Linked DNA regions of Mus musculus: region 1 is linked to region 2. Evidence: chromatin loops called from intact Hi-C (ENCODE). Cell type or tissue: gastrocnemius. All regions are shown on one strand.

Region 1 (5,000 bases), 180 kb before region 2:
GGCTCAAAGCAATCAACAGAGAAGGCAGCAGGTCTCTACAGTTAACCTACACTGGTGCTCAGACCAAGTTAACCTGGAGTTTGGATGATTTTGATGACAACACCTCTAAGCAGGTAACAATTTTCTTTTTTTTTTTTTTTCCATTTTTTATTAGGTATTTAGCTCATTTACATTTCCAATGCTATACCAAAAGTCCCCCTTACCCACCCACCCCCACTCCCCTACCCACCCACTCCCCACCTTTGGCCCTGGCGTTCCCCTGTACCGGGGCACACAAAGTCTGCGTGTCCAATGGGCCTCTCTTTCCAGTGATGGCCGACTAGGCCATCTTTTGATACATATGCAGCTAGAGTCAAGAGCTCAGGGGTACTGGTTAGTTCATAATGTTGTTCCACCTATAGGGTTGAAGATCCCTTTAGCTCCTTGGGTACTTTCTCTAGCTCCTCCATTGGGAGCCCTGTGATCCATCCATTAGCTGACTGTGAGCATCCACTTCTGTGTTTGCTAGGCCCCGGCATAGTCTCACAAGAGACAGCTACATCTGGGTCCTTTCAGTAAAATCTTGCTAGTGTATGCAATGGTGTCAGCATTTGGAAGCTGATTATGGGGTGGATCCCTGGATATGGCAGTCTCTACATGGTCCATCCTTTCATCTCAGCTCCATACTTTGTTTCTGTAACTCCTTCCATGGGTGTTTTGTTCCCACTTCTAAGGAGGGGCATAGTGTCCACACTTCAGTCTTCATTTTTCTTGAGTTTCATGTGTTTAGGAAATTGTATCTTATATCGTGGGTATCCTAGGTTTTGGGCTAGTATCCACTTATCAGTGAGTATATATTGTGTGAGTTCCTTTGTGATTGTGTTACCTCACTCAGGATGATGCTCTCCAGGTCCATCCATTTGGCTAGGAATTTCATAAATTCATTCTTTTTAATAGCTGAGTAGTACTCCATTGTGTAGATGTACCACATTTTCTGTATCCATTCCTCATAATAGGAGTGGATGAGAATGAAGATTTTCAACTCAAAGGTCCAGCAAACATCTTCAACAAAATTATTGAAGAAAACTTCCCAAATCTAAAGAATGAGATGCATATGAACATACAAGAAGCCTACAGAACTCCAAATAGACTGGACCAGAAAAGAAATTCCTCCCGACACATAATAATCAGAACATCAAATGCACTAAATAAAGATAGAATACTAAAAGCAGTAAGGGAAAAAGGTCAAGTAACAATTTTCTAAGTCATGAGCTTGTGAGGCCGAAAAGAGATGCATTCACAGTTGGGGGTTGTCTTTTCTTAGTGTCTTAGTTAGGGTTGATATACAAACCATCACACTTAGGGTCAAAGGTGAAAACACTGGGAGCTCTAGACCCCACAGCAGCCATCAACTGTGGTGAGAATGGGACACACGAAGATACATGGGACCCTTTGAAAGAACAAGTGCAGCCTGATGCTACACCATTTCTACTCCACAGGCATTTAACATGACGTGAAGTGTGTTCTTGGGTTTTTAAAGTGGTGTTTTTTTCACTACAGGCTTCGACGTCAGATCACAGCAAAGAATTGGCCAAAGCATGTACGGCTGAGAAAAATTTCCTTTCTCTGTCAGAACTTTATATTTCCACACCGAGGAAGATTTTCAGAACTTGGAATGTTTCTTGGTTTTTAATCAGAGATAAGAATCTAAAGAGGAAGGTTGTAGTATTCTGAGCTGAGTAGATCAGAGAGAGAAACAATCCAACAAAGAAAAAGCCAAGTGCAAGTGTAAGTTAAAGGGAGGGGATGAAAACTCCCTTGCAAGGATAGATGTTTTAACACCTTGTTCCCAGGGGGTGGGGGGGGGGACTGGCCTGCTCACCACAGTGCAGACAGAGGCAGGAAACCTGCAGGAAAGTGAAACCCAAAGTTCCTCTGCTGTCCAGAAAGCTCCGATCCTGGCACACAACCCTTCTGCTACCCCTCCCCCACCCAGCTGGGTGGCTGGTTCTTGCAAGTCAATGTCTGACTTAAGAGAAAGTCATTCCAAAAAGCAACAGAACACAGGCCAAGTCAATGGCAGCCCATGCTTTGTCCCACAGCAGTTGGCCACTGTTCCTTTGTGACTTTATGCAGTTCTTTAATTAACATGAAGTGACGCCTCGGTCCATGCGAGGTTAAAAGAAAGAGCCTGGGTCTGTGAGTGACTGACTCAAGTGTGGTTTTTTATGTCCAGAAATAGTCTGAGTAGCCAGAATAACGGACACCAAAATTATAGTATTAAAGGTTTCCTGGTAAAGGATAGCAAGGGACAGGCAGGGGTACAGGAATGGACTGGTGTACAGGGGCAAACTCATGACCAGGGACAGACTGGTGCACAGGAAGAGACTGATTGGTATTCAGGGACAGACTTGTGTGTAAGCACAGACTGGTGTTCAGGGACAGACTCTTGTACAGGGACAGTCTTGTGTGCAAGGACAGATTTGTGTGAAGGGACAGACACATGTACAGGAACAGACCGGTCTTCAGAAGAGAAATGGAGCTGGCACATGCATTAGTTTTATTTGCCAGAGGGACCAGTCCGCCAGGGATTTATGTCCAAACCGCTGTAGAAGATGAAGGAGACTATCACACAGAGGGAAGTGTCAAGGGCTGGAAAGTCCCCTGGTACTCCAGGCTGAATTGGCCTTCTGATAGGGGCAGTGCTTCCCCCTTCCAAACTCACACCAGCATCTTATCCACTGAGGAACTCGCTCTTACATAACATGCAAAAGTGTTTTCCAAGAAACATTTTCAAATCAACAGAAATCTCTAAGCCAGAAACTGTCAGACAAATGTGGGTCTAATCCTGTAGGGTTAGGGGATATGAATCCGTTCAATTCCCTTAAACGAGTCAAACAAGCATGAATCTCCTGCGGAAACCAGAGCAAAACTAGCAATCCCAGTATGGTCTGTGTACTTCCAATCCATGACTGGATGGCTTCTGCGACATAGCACTGAAATAAATAAAAACATGTGCATAAAAAATGGCCAACGACTTTTATAGTACAGATAGTAGAGACAGTTGGGATTTTGACATTTGTATTCTAGAACACATCTGACAGCCAAAATAGCCATGAAAATGTAGATTGAATTTGTAGAAGAGAGTTCAAAGATGCCTTCCAGCAAGAGCAGAGTATAACTGTGCAGAAACAAGCAAAAATATCTTCCTCTGACTCAATTTCTTTGATTCATAACAGCATGAAAAATTAGATCCTTCCTATCGCAGATAGATGCTCAAGGGAAGCCTGATGCCCCTTAAGCAGCCATACCACGATGCATAGGGAAGGCTATGGCACTGAACCCACCCCTTCCTCTAGAACTCCACAGGGACTTGACCAAGCTCAAAAGATTGTATCAAGGGAACACAGAAGTGTCAGAGTCCAGAGCTTCAAGGTCGCCTGAAAGCATGGAAGTCAAATGCCCATCAGGGGAATTCCAGTGTTGATCATCTAGAGCCAAGCCACTGACTCACAGATGCCGATGTATTTGTTAAGAGATGGCAGGATGCTAACATCCTGACTAGATAGATGGTGGTGGCAGAGGTGCACTGGGAAGAGCTTGCATAAACCAGCTAGGATGTGAGAGGAGACTTAGTGGTCACAGGTGAGCAGAAAGCACCACTTGAGTGGGCGACAGTGTGCTACCTAGACCCAAGGACTCTAGAAGGTGAACATGTCTGAGCTGTCCCTGCTCCAGAGAGAATAGTGTTCACTGCAGGCAAGCTCAGGCACCTGGATAGGAGTATATCACAGAATACAGGACTAGTTCAGAGAACTCTTGAATAAGTCAAGGAAGCAGGCTTGCTGGGGATTGAGGCTGTCAGGACATGAAGTCAATTCTCCTCTCGGGTACCTTGACAAAGCTTAGGTTTAAGGAAGGCGAGGGCGATGCTAAGGCTGTGTTTAGCTAATCGCATGAGAGTAGTCAGCACGTTGGCTTACGTAGCTGGCTTGGCTATGACATTCATCAGGTTTGTATTGCGTCCATCTCTGACATCACAGATTGGTCTCTGCCACTCTCCAGAGTAGCCTTGAGTGTGGCAGTTGCCAGCGTTTATTTATGTGAGCTAGCTGTGCCTGCCCGGGAGTTTTTGGGTGCCCAGGATCATCAGCTCTTGGTGAGAATGTCGGAGACACATTGTCAGGGGGCAGGAGGCCCCATGAGCTGATCAATAGAGCCGACTTCCATCTAACTCTGTGTGATCAGGTGAAAGAGCTGGTGTGGTGACCCCTGCCTTGAAGATCTTGACTAGTGGACTCCTAGAGAGGGTTCTCACTGATTGAGAGTGTACATACCTGGTTTTACAGTAACTTCCAGAGTCATAAGTCAAAATTCACCACTATGTAAATATTACCATTGCTCGTTGTCACCTTTAAGATACACAAGAAAACTGTTTATCCCAGAGCCTCAGACTGTAATGACTGGGTAGTTCCATCTTGCTGTGAGTGGCATCACAGCTGTCATCAGATCCAGTATATCCCGGTGTTAGGGTTGGCAGCATAGCAGAGCTGAGCTTACAGCTCTGCCTGGTGGCTTGTGCCAGGACCCTCCCATTTTGTTCTGTCAAGCTGACCGACCCCTGCCTGCCTTCTCCTATGAGTTGACTCAAGCACAGTCACACTAACATATAAACACATGCTTCAAGCTGTCCTTTGAGAGTGTCTGTCTATTTGAAACATTCTGTGTGCACCGTCATACTCCATAGCTGCTAACAACTTCCTTCCTGGTGAGGATTGATAAACCACTGCTTCCTTGTTATATCTGTCCTTGTTTTGACTGTGCTCACAGATCTGCTTTTCGACACTTAAGAGAGTATTTCTGAAGTGGAACTTAAAGGGTTCTTTGGAAAGTCAGTTGTGTTTGATGGTGTTTTGCTTGGGCAAAAAGGTGAAGGAAGGTTTTTTTAAAGTGGACACAGGTGAAAGGCTAAGGCAGACTCATGAAGGAACTTAGTGCTGAAGCAGACACAGGAGAGAGGA
Region 2 (5,000 bases):
ATATTTTCCATTCAGTGTCTTTTAAAATATAAACTTTATACACATTTATGTAGAGCCTGTGTTGTTTTAATACACATAGTCTTTATGAATGTCCAAGTCCACCTACACAAACCTGTCTGTCTACATGTTTATCTTTCCCTTGTGGTAAAAATGCTCAGATTCTTTTTTGTAGATTCTTTTAAATACTCCATAGAGTATTATTAACCATAGTCATACTAGTGTGCATACCACGGTCACAGTAACACTAGTGTGCACACCACAGTCACACTAATGTGCACACTACAGCCACAGTAGTGTGCACACTATAGTCACACTATGTGCACACAATAGTCATTCCACTGTGCAGACCAGTCACACTACTGTGCATAACACAGTCACTCTACTGTGCACACCATAATCACACTACTGTGCATCCCATAGTCACACTAGTGTGCATTCAACAATCACTCCACTGTGCACACCACTATAAAGATCATAATCACTATACTGTGCACACCACAGTCACACTACTGTGCACACCATAGTCACACTATGTGCACACCAGTCACTCCACTGTGTGCACACCACAGTCACACACTGTGCTCACCATAGTCATACTATGTGCACACCACATGTGCTCAGTACCATGCAGCAGCCTTTGTCCATGCCTAGCTCTGCCCCATTCCAGCTTCTGATAACTGTCACTCTACCCTTATCCTTGTGCACGAGTGAGTGCCAAATTCCACACATGAAGTGATTGAGAAATATTTCCTATATAAGCTCATAACCCTGGCAGGAGAAACATGTTCTACTGTCCACAGTGTGAGTTTTCTGTTGTACAGTGTGTAGAATGGAAAGTTCAACAAAGTCCGTAATAGTGGGAAGCTGTTTGTATCATATTTAATTTATTTCCTAGAACAAGTGCATAAGTGCATGTGGTCAAGTCTGAGAGCTTCCAGGAACCCTAGACATTGCCTCTGTGTCTCTATAAGGAATAAAAATCTCCAAACAGATGCATAGTGGAGAAGAAACTCAGGGAGAGAAATAACAACCTATGAGCATCCCAAGTCAGAATGAGCCCTACACTGGCCAAGACAAGAGCCTTGACCTCCCAGAAGTGCGGCTTTTGATGTCTGTCCACATGCCTATGTTTGCACTCACTGTTCTCCTACAGGGCAAAGATGCTCCAATTTCAAGATATAAGGAGTCCAACTCAAAGCAAAAAGAGAACAACCACAAATATCCTGTTGCCTACAGGCCAGGCTCATGGCAACCTTTCTCGTAGGAAAGTGTCTTTAATATTTGCTCACTGGAGATGATGTATGCTTGGATGCATATTTTCCAAGATTATTGATAGAAACCAGAAGAATCAATCTCATGATTCATTGCAGAAATATTTTTGGTGTAAAAGAAAGTGTTAAGTGCTCGATGGTTGGATACAGAGAAGAAGGCATGGTGTGTGTGGTATTGCAAGAAGGGAGTGCTGTCCTGGGTGTCCTGGGTCCTGGAATGACAAGGAAGCGTGGATGGGAGGGACATGAGGCCCACGGGTTTGTTTATAGGTCAGACTGTGATAGGTGACCTTACTAGCCTTTAGAACATCGAAAGTTGAAATGTCAAGGGAAATGGGCTTTCAATTGGACATGGAGTTCGTAGGACTCACCACAGGTCTTACAGTCCTTAATGGAAGCACAAAAGAATTAATTATGGTATGCAATCTGACCGTGGGCTGCAAATATTAATTTGGGTCATTCCTAAGGATGTGACCTACTATGGAGGTGGCTACACAAGCCACTGTTAATTACCAAACAAAGTCGTAAACCAAGGCATTTATAAACCAAGGCATATGCCACATACAGGCAGGGACCACGGGTGGCAGAGCAGCTACAAAGAGGGGGAACTGCTGTAGGTTTCAGATGCTGTCTGACATATCCTTAGCTTGTTGCTGGTGGAAGTACATTCTCTTCAATGAATGAATATTTAATGTTTTAGTAGTCACAAAAGGTTTGGTCAGACATGGGAGTGAGCAATGAGTTTTTTTGTGTGACTGAAATAGCTGAAGATAATTTGGCCCTGGTCTACACAGTGTTAAATGTCAACACTCACAATGTTTAGTCTCTTGGCCTTATAGACTCTTCAGCAAAACAGAGTGGCTTTTATTTCTGGAAGCTTTAGCTAGACTCCTTTTGCACTGGGGGCTATGGTTGTGCAAGGTCTTGTCGTTGTAAGTGGTTTGATACAATAGAACTTCATGCAAAGATGGACAGTAGAAGATGTGGCGACATCTCGGTTTTACAGTGCCCGGGGAATATACCTTAAGGAACATTCATGGCGTATGTTGGGTAGCTTATTGTTCCTTTTCGTAGTCTTACAATTTTTACCATTTGCTTAATTGTAGTTAATAAAGCAGACGTTTTCATTAGATGTTCGCGTGCTTCCCTCTAGTGGTTGCATGTGTGAGCAACAGGACAAAGGAAGGCACTTGTATGACATGGCTACACTAATTACACACACATACAGGCATGCACGTGCATACACACATTCACGCATACACACACAGAGGAAAAGAAAAAAAATACCCGATTCACCTCACCCACTCAACAAAACATCTGACCATCCCTCCCTAACATTGTCAAGCTGCAAAAACTGGGGAAAAACAGAAGTATCGTTGCCATCTTCCTCCCCAATCATGCCTGCCCTGTACGCTCAAGTCCTGAATATTCTAAAGCAATTATATGACACTACGAGTAACACTGTATCTATATTAAAATTACATATAAAATTAAGATGTACCAAATGTAATGGGATTTCTATCATATCCCAAAAAACAGTCTAAAAACAAAAGAAGAAAAATCCAAAAGGTCTGCCTTCTCCTGCTCCTGTACATTCAATCCTATTCCACTCTTTAAATACTGAAAACGCTGTATCTTACTCCCTTCCTCTCTCCTCTCTCCGCCCATCTTCTCTTTTGATGGCTTTATTTGGACATGAGTACTGTGATGAGAGTATAAAGTGCCTTTAGTCTCATGTTTTGAACACTGGCCACAGCTTGCAATACTATTTTGAACTATATTATAGGGACTACAGGAAGTTCAACATGGCTGACTGGACTAGATCACTAGGGAAATGTTTACAGGCTACATGTCATGGCTGTGGCCAGGCTCTCTGCTCCCAGACCTGTGCTATGTGAGCACCAGTCGCCTTTCTCAGTCTCCTCCTGCAACACCGTTAGCAGGATGGGCTGAGCTTTCTCCTCAACCAGGAGTCAAGATGAAACCTCGGTCATACATCTTGCCACAATGATAACACAAGTAACTAATATAGACGATTAATATCAGAAAATTGAGGTTATTGATAAATGAAGCCGGACCAAGAGAGGTTTGAACCCTGGGAGATGATTTTTAGGAGGGATTTGAAAGAGATTGGAACTGAGGACTACAGATGTCCTAGATACACTAGTCTTCACTTAGTGGGGGGATGCTGCTGGGAGTCTGGAATCCCAGAATGCCTGAAGAATGGTGGGCCACAAAGACAGCACCCGTGAGGTTTCGGTGGGAACCGAACTCTATTGAAGACTGGACTCTAGACTGTGTATGTCACATTTGTGCAAAGAACCAAGCTACATTTTCCCCTGTGTCCTCAAAGTTGAGTGAGTGTGAACTCTATGGAATTGTTTTGTAGCGGAAGTTTTGACACAGCATAGCATGTGGGCTTCAGCATTGTCATTTCCCAGAGCTTTAAGCCAAACTGACACCAAGATTCAGGACTAAAGATCAGAAAAAGATTTGAGCGCACGCCTTTAATCCCAGCACTCGGGAAGCAGAGGCAGGCGGATTTCTGAGTTCGAGGCCAGCCTGGTCTACAAAGTGAGTTCCAGGACAACCAGGGCTACACAGAGAAACCCTGTCTCGAAAAACCAAGAGAAAAGAAAGAAAGAAAGAAAGAAAGAAAGAAAGAAAGAAAGAAAGAAAGGAAGGAAGGAAGGAAGGAAGGAAGGAAGGAAGGAAGGAAGGAAGGAAGGAAGAAAGAAAGAAAGAAAGAAAGAAAGAAAGAAAGAAAGAAAGAAAGAAAGAAAGAAAGAAAGAAAGAAAGAATTGAAAATGTACAGTGTGAAAGGAGAGTGTCATTGTGGACAAAGCAGATGCAGATAAAATGGCTTTAACTGGCAAAAAGATCAGCACCATTAAACAGAAGATACACAAGGTACTCAGAGACCGGTACAGCCATGGTCCAAGGGACCAGTCACATCTTGGGGTGGCTGCAGAGGCTGGCATTTTCTGTGTGCTGACACCATAGAAGTACTGGGTCAAGATAAAGGCCAGTGTGGATGGAGCACAAGTGGAGTCTGCATATCAGGGGTCCCTTGCAGCATATGCATGGGGCTTTGCATAAAATCTATGTTTGCAATATGGATAGGAGGATGTTGAGAACTGGAATACCTGCCATGGAAAGCTGCAGATACCATGTGGAGCTAGCCCAAGGCATGGTGTGCTGAACAAAGCAAGGCTCCTCAAGCCTGTGGTGGATCGCATTGTGGTAACTTGTGCCACAGAACCACGCCCAGGGCTACAAGATTTAACATTTGTCCTGTTTTGACTTTGTTTGGTCCAATATTTCCTTGCTTCCTCCAATCCCTCCCTTTGGGAATGCTGCTCAGTGCTACCGTATACTAGAAGATCATTTTATGAAGCCAAGTAGCTCAGGTATTGTCTTGAGACTCAGTAGAGACTTTGAACATTGGATATTTGGGTGAGCTGGAGTTTTTATTAATATAGTGGGAACTCTCAGATTTGGATTAGTGGAACTTCTCATTATTAGACAATCATGAGCCTTCAGGGGCAAGAGACAGAAGACTGTGATCTGAGTCTGAAATGTGCCCTACCAAACTCATATTTGGAATGCTAAATTCCCAGCTTCCAGTGCCATTTTTGAAAGCTGTGGAATCACTAAGTGGGGCCTGCAGGGTCAGCAGAAGTCAGCAGAGCCTTTGATGATTCCGGATGAGACCAGTTCTTTGCTCC

What was found. Peaks named below come from ENCODE experiments on the same cell type or tissue, not always from the same donor. Only the 100,000 strongest peaks of a DNase experiment are listed, where the experiment ranks them.
Region 1: it touches region 2 in a loop (4-fold over the local background); 9 of 42 quality-filtered maps call a loop at or near these places.

What each region holds. Positions count from the first base shown.
Region 1 is chr8:10,217,046-10,222,045 of GRCm38, reverse strand. All of the region lies in intron 1 of Myo16 (myosin XVI), which reads right to left. Among named protein-coding and RNA genes, the nearest start is that of Gm51560, 33 kb to the left of the region's middle. In gastrocnemius, no CTCF peak of the experiment used is centred here; DNase peaks (open chromatin) are centred at 1,975 and 4,567.
Region 2 is chr8:10,041,507-10,046,506 of GRCm38, reverse strand. No RefSeq gene overlaps it. Among named protein-coding and RNA genes, the nearest start is that of Tnfsf13b, 37 kb to the right of the region's middle. In gastrocnemius, a CTCF peak has its summit at 2,416 (motif pointing left); a DNase peak (open chromatin) is centred at 2,427.